2 separate regions of the Mus musculus genome follow, and region 1 is linked to region 2. A link is a loop called in an ENCODE intact Hi-C map of the cell type or tissue named here. Cell type or tissue: heart. All regions are shown on one strand. Links, peaks and the distances in the headings refer to the core of each region. The heading gives the core; the rest is flanking DNA.

Region 1 (2,863 bases), core at 1-2,500, 52 kb before region 2:
GGAATACGTCCAGCAGCGCAAAGAAATCCGTGAGCAAGAAAAGATAGATATGGCCCTGGAACTGGTGAAGAAGAAAGCGGTGAGTGAACTCTCCGGATGAGAGTGGCCATCCTCTCTCTCCCACTTGGTGGCAGTGGCAGTGCCTTGGGGCCCATCCCACGAGAGTCCTGTGTGCTCCCTTAGGCTTATGCCTTTCTTCCGGGGGCATCAGAATCCTACAAGACCGTGAGTGAGACCCACCTGTCGCGCACACAGTGAGATTCTATCACATTTCTGTCTGCTCATCATGTGGGGGTGTGTTCCGGGTAGTAAGAACGTGCACAGCTCACATATGGAGTTGAGAGGGTAATTTACGGGAGTCAGTGTCCTCCTATCCGTAAGTCAGGTCATCAGGCTTGGCACCGTATGCACGGAGCCATGTCACCAGCCCTGATATATAATGAGATTCTGTCCAAGTCCTCTTTCTCTAATTGACTGCATTTCCTAAGTCCTTTAGTATAGATACAGAGACTCACAGATGAATTCTTGCGTTGTGTGGAGTTCTTATGTCTGGCGAGTGATGTACTGAAACTCGCCATACGAAAAGGACCAAACAAAGAGGATAAAACATGGGCTGAAATCCCACAGATCTGGAGCAAAGCTTCCATCTTGGCTGAGCTTTGGTCGTCCCATCTGGAAAATGGGAACACCAACAGCCACCTCTGGTGATTGCGAGAAGGCTTTCAGATAATGTGACCGTCTGCCATCAAGCAGTTGCTACAGCAACACAGCAGCTGATAGACGTCGGGGGGGGGGGGAAGGTGTGATGGGTGGTGCTGTGACCCTGAGACAGAGAAGTGGGGAACACATCCGTCTTACACCCAGCCAGAAGAGGGACATGACACTCCACAGGCCCCGCTCCCCTCTCCTCAGCCTCTCTCTGTGGGTCAGGCCCTCTATCATCCACTGGACTTGGGGGCTTTTAGATACTCTATAAACCGTTCTTCTCGAGGTCTCATCCGAGTCTCTCAGGTCTGGATTTCTGTTTCTCGTAGGCTTGCCCCACCCCTGCCCCGCCCCTTTGTCACCGCAGTTTCCTAACTGCCCCTACCTGTGGTCCCTTCATGGCCAACAAGCACATGGTGACCTCCAAAGTAAACTTCCAAGTGAGAGCCCTGTTCTCCATGAGAAGTGCCAACATGTGGATACTGTGGCATTCTGCGCACTTCACCTATTAATAGATACAAACTGGCACAATCAAAGCACAGGGCTCATTTCAAAAGCCACCATTGGTGGCGACAAAGGATACGGAGATCCCAGTAAATTAACTCTCTGTCTAGTCCCACGGCCGCACACGGATTGGTTTAGCTTTGCTCTTGTGGACACCTACAAACACTGGTGTAAGTGCGCTGACGAGAGACTCTCTACACCAGCAGTTTATCCACCACTGCTACGAGTCTAAGCACAAAGCAGTTCTGCAAGTCATCGACCGCCCTCCAGCCACACAAGGAAGGCAGGACACTGGGAAAGACTGAAGGAGGGGTTTGCTTGTTGGTCTATAGCAGTGGTTTTCAACCTGTGAATGGTGATCCCTTTGGGGGGCCGTGTAGAACGTCCCTTTCGCAGGGGCTGCCTAAGACCATCAGAAAACACAGACATTTACATAATGACCTATAACCATAGAAAAATTATAATTATGAAGCAGCAACAAAAAATCATCTTATTTATTTTTTATGAGGAACTGTATTAAAGAGTCACAGCAACCAGAAGGCTGAGAACCATTGCTATACAGAGGCACCGTGAAGAGCAGGGTTTTTGCAGTCCCCACTTCTCCAGCACATCAGACTGTCCCTCCTGTCCATCTGTCCTCTGCCCTCACACAAGCCCCTTCTAGAGAGCAGCCACATCAGCTGTTGAAAAACCCCAGCTCCTTCTCCTTCTTTCTTGGTTTCTAAGCTTAGAGAGCTGTCTTGCTTGTCCCCACCTAGAAAATCTATCAAAAGACAAAAGAGCAAATGGAGGCCGAGCTGAAGTTGGAATACGAGAGCTATCTGGATCTTGAGAAGTCTGTCCTCTTCGCCCTCGGCCTCAGCAAAGTCTCAGAGAAGAAGTCCTACTTGGATTCACATTAGCAAAGACTCTCGAAGACAGCTCCTGGGGGACCCCGCTGGCCTTCCCTCTCTTTACTGAGTGTGCGTTTTATTTTATGTAAGGTAAGATAGCAAGCTGATCATATATAGGTTTATTCGTAAATGCTGACTTTTATGTAACTGGCATTAAAACAATTAAATCCTATCAAATCTATTTCAGTCTCATGCTGAGCATTATTGAACTGTATGCAGAATGTGGCCACCTCAGTAAGGACATACATTTCCTCTGCTAGTCTCACACAGCTGCGGACACCGTGTCCTCCCCAGATTGTGGTCATGCAGACGATCCCCCAAACCCAGGCAGAAGCAGAAATCAAACGCTGTTTCTTCCCATCACATTGCTTTTGGTCACCTCTCCAAAAAGGAATGCTTCCCCCAAGCCAGTGCACAGGCGGCAGGGCTGTGTTCTAAACACAATACTCACGAACCAAAACCAGAAGTGTATTTTCAAAAGGATAATACTGGTTTGGGTTCAAAAGGAAAACCTGGGGGGATTTATCCAGGAAAAGAAAATTGATCAACAGTAGAAAAGTGAATCAGAGATTGAGTAGACGGAGAAACATCTGCTAAAATACAACGTTCGGGGCAATGACACGTTCTTAGCAGCTACAGAGAAGACCTCCTTTACCTGATGAAGGGCATCAAAAATACAGCTTAGCCCAAGGCAGCTTATTAAAAGAATGCACTGAATTTGGGGCTCACAGCTTCAGGGGGTTAGAGTTCATGAGCATTGC
Region 2 (2,908 bases), core at 154-2,653:
GAAAAATATTTAACTCCCCGAATATCTGCAGGATCACTAAAGTAATTCGATGGTGAATGTTTTTACATAGTTCTGTTATCAGTGAAATTTATCATACAGAGTTAAAGGAACTTAAAGGCTGTGAATGTAAGACTTTTTATTACAAGTACTTTAGATCTGGGGGAAAGCAGTAGTAGTAGTAGTAGTAGTAGATTTTGATGTGAGCTTGGAAAAGTGCATCTCTCTTCACAAAGACTTGTCTACTATCTCTTTATTCAGGTGAAATAGAATTAGAATCTATTGTTTAATGTATAATGTCTATAAATCATATAAAATCATATTTTAGTTAGAACTTGGATTTCTCCCCACATTTGTGTTTATAATTTCAAGTTACTGTGCAGTAATTCAGAGAGACATGTGATCTTTTTTTCCCTTTTTTAAAAAAAAAACAGGGTCTTACTCTGTAGGCCACACTGGCCTTGAACTTGCAGAGATGCACCTGTCTCTGCCTCCAGAGTGCTAGGATGAAAGGCCTGGGCCACCACAGCTGGGCTGGGTGTGTATTCTTCCAGGAAACCCTCAAATTCTTCCAGCACTTAACTATTTTTAAAACTCCTCACTGAAAGTTTCTGTCTTTAAGGGGGTGTCAAGATGCCACATGGTTTTGATTCACCAGAGAATTTTGATATTTACAACAAAATTCAGAGATTTCTAAAACTAGACCCTCTGAGAATTTAAAAACATGCACATAGCAAACCAAAGATTTTGCATACTATATAAGGACAACCAGACTTAAAAAATTTTTTTTCTACTATAAATAGTGTTTTCTAAGTTTTCAAGTGGACTTAGGTGCTTGCACTTGGCCCTGAGTGACATTTACTTTCTTTACAAACCAGTATCATAGGTGTTCTACAAGAGAACGAAATCCTAGCTTTGGATTAAGAGAGAGAGAGAGAGAGAGAGAGAGAGAGAGAGAGAGAGCCCGAGAGAGCGCGTGCTCACGTGAATGTCTAAGCTCAAGTATGTGCGGTGCCTGGGTGAGAAGAAAAACAGCCTAATAAGTAAAATGACAGTTTATGAAGCCTATAAAATTCTACCTTGGATCGAATTCAGACTCACAAACTTCCCAAGTCTTTGAGTTTGCCTAGAGCTACAGAAAAGAAAAGAAAAAAATTAAAATAGCGCCCCCCTCCTCCCGCATCAAAACCTACATTAAATGCATGTAAAGGACTTAAAACCTTCATTCACTGTTGTCCTAAGGGAGGGAGCACGCTGACTCTTGGAGAAGAGAAAAACAAAAAATCCGAAAAGGGAAAGAAGGAAAAAGCAGGAAGCAGGAGAGAGGGAGGAGGGGAAGGGAGGGGGCGCAAAGACCACAAGATTTAATGTATGACATTAGCAGCGACCCGAGACCCGCAGAAGCCCACTCGGGAAACAGTACACCAGTGGTTCTCAACCTGAGGGTCTCGACCCCTGTGGTGACTGAACTAATTTTTCACTGGGGTCGCCTAAGACCATTGGAAAACACAGATATTTGCATGACGTCTCATAACAGTGGCAAAATTACAGTTATGAAGTAGCAACGAACATAATTTTATGGTCGGGGGCACCAAACATGAGGAACTAGATTCAAGGGTCACAGCATCAGAAAGGCTGAAAACCACCACACTAGAGGCTCAGGGCGCTGCTTAGCATATTGACTGCAAAGTGTCCTACCTGTCAGTGTGATTCTTTGGTCCGTTGTCACCGAGAGGACGTGGTTTTCATGCACTTTCCAACTGCCCAAATTTGGAGAGGTTGTCTGCGCTCCGGGAACTTTGGGTGCTGTCCCGCGATCGCGACCCTTCATCCCCAGGGACAGCAGACGTCCTTTGTACATCCACTTCTGCAGTTTCTTGACAGTCACCGCAGGTGGCTTGAGGGGAAGATCCTCCGGATGGTCCTCTTGGCTGCTGGATATCACAGAGGTCCCCACAGGATCCTTAAAGGGTCGTCCCGAGGACCCGCTGGGGTCATGGCAGATGGGAGGCAGGAGAGCGGCGGACGTAGCAGCCCTGTGGCTGCCCGGGCTCCAGCCGTCCATCCCACCTCCACGTGGCTGGGGCTCGTCCCTGTCCCGGTGCGCACCGCACCTGATGCAGCTGTCGCTCGCCCACCGCTGGAGCAGAGGCGGCCGCCGGCTCACGCGGAGGCTCTCGAGACTTCTGCAACTGGACAGTTGTATCCGAGGACTGGGAGGCCGTCCCTCTCTCGACTCCGTCGGAGGCGACCGGGGCGGGGACACCTGCTGCGGAGGGCGGTCGCCGCCTCGGAGGCTGCAGGCTGGGCGCACGGCTGCGCCGCGGGGGAGAGGCGGCTGCTGGCCCTGAGCCCGGGCTCCCGCGGGTCCGCCCCGCCGCGTGCCCGAGTCAGGGGGTAGGTCGTGCATGGCCTGGATCAGCAGATAATAGGCCTCTCGCAACTGGGTCTGCAGCCTGCCCGTCTCCAGGCGGCCGCCCTCCATCCCCGGGGAGGAGCCCGGCGCTCGGGAAGGCGAGGCCCGCAGCGCCTCCGCCCCCTCGGGCGCGCAGCCCGCCGGCAGGTTCTCGTAGTAGTCGGCGCCCTCGTCCTCCCCGTCGTCGTCGCCGCTGCCCCAGGCGCCTGGGGAGGCGCGAGCAAGCGCGCGGCCCAGAGCGGCGGCCTCCTGCGCCCCGCGAGACCATGGCACCCGCGCGCCCGGCTGCTCGGTCCCCCATGCGGGCCGCTCCATACCGGGGCCCGCGAGCTCGTGGGGCGGCGAGCGTCCCTCGGAGAGCGAGGCCGCCACGGAGTCCGCGTGCAGCCCGAGCGCGCCGGGAGCGTGCCGCTCTCGGAGCCGGCCGAGCGTCCTCCGCAGGGGCTCCGCCATGAGCGCCGCCCTCAGCAGCCCGGCTCGCCCGGGGCGCGGGGC

The links. A loop is a pair of places that touch in the nucleus more often than their neighbours do. Peaks named below come from ENCODE experiments on the same cell type or tissue, not always from the same donor. Only the 100,000 strongest peaks of a DNase experiment are listed, where the experiment ranks them.
Region 1: it touches region 2 in a loop (2.4-fold over the local background); 3 of 42 quality-filtered maps call a loop at or near these places.

What each region holds. Positions count from the first base shown.
Region 1 is chr3:146,039,946-146,042,808 of GRCm38, reverse strand. It overlaps Wdr63 (WD repeat domain 63), which reads left to right. Exons shown (of 23, transcript NM_172864.3): 22 at 1-79; 23 at 1,968-2,283. The coding sequence ends at 2,111. It overlaps Gm35409 (a long non-coding RNA gene), which reads right to left. Exons shown (of 3, transcript XR_376179.4): 3 at 2,324-2,863. Among named protein-coding and RNA genes, the nearest start is that of Gm35409, 4.6 kb to the right of the region's middle. In heart, for the core only: a CTCF peak has its summit at 1,283; a DNase peak (open chromatin) is centred at 1,238.
Region 2 is chr3:145,987,957-145,990,864 of GRCm38, reverse strand. It overlaps Syde2 (synapse defective 1, Rho GTPase, homolog 2 (C. elegans)), which reads right to left. Exons shown (of 7, transcript NM_001166064.1): 1 at 1,696-2,908. The coding sequence starts at 2,866. Among named protein-coding and RNA genes, the nearest start is that of Syde2, 1.5 kb to the right of the region's middle. In heart, for the core only: a CTCF peak has its summit at 1,178; a DNase peak (open chromatin) is centred at 2,434; H3K4me3 peaks cover 2,500 bases; H3K27ac peaks cover 2,006 bases.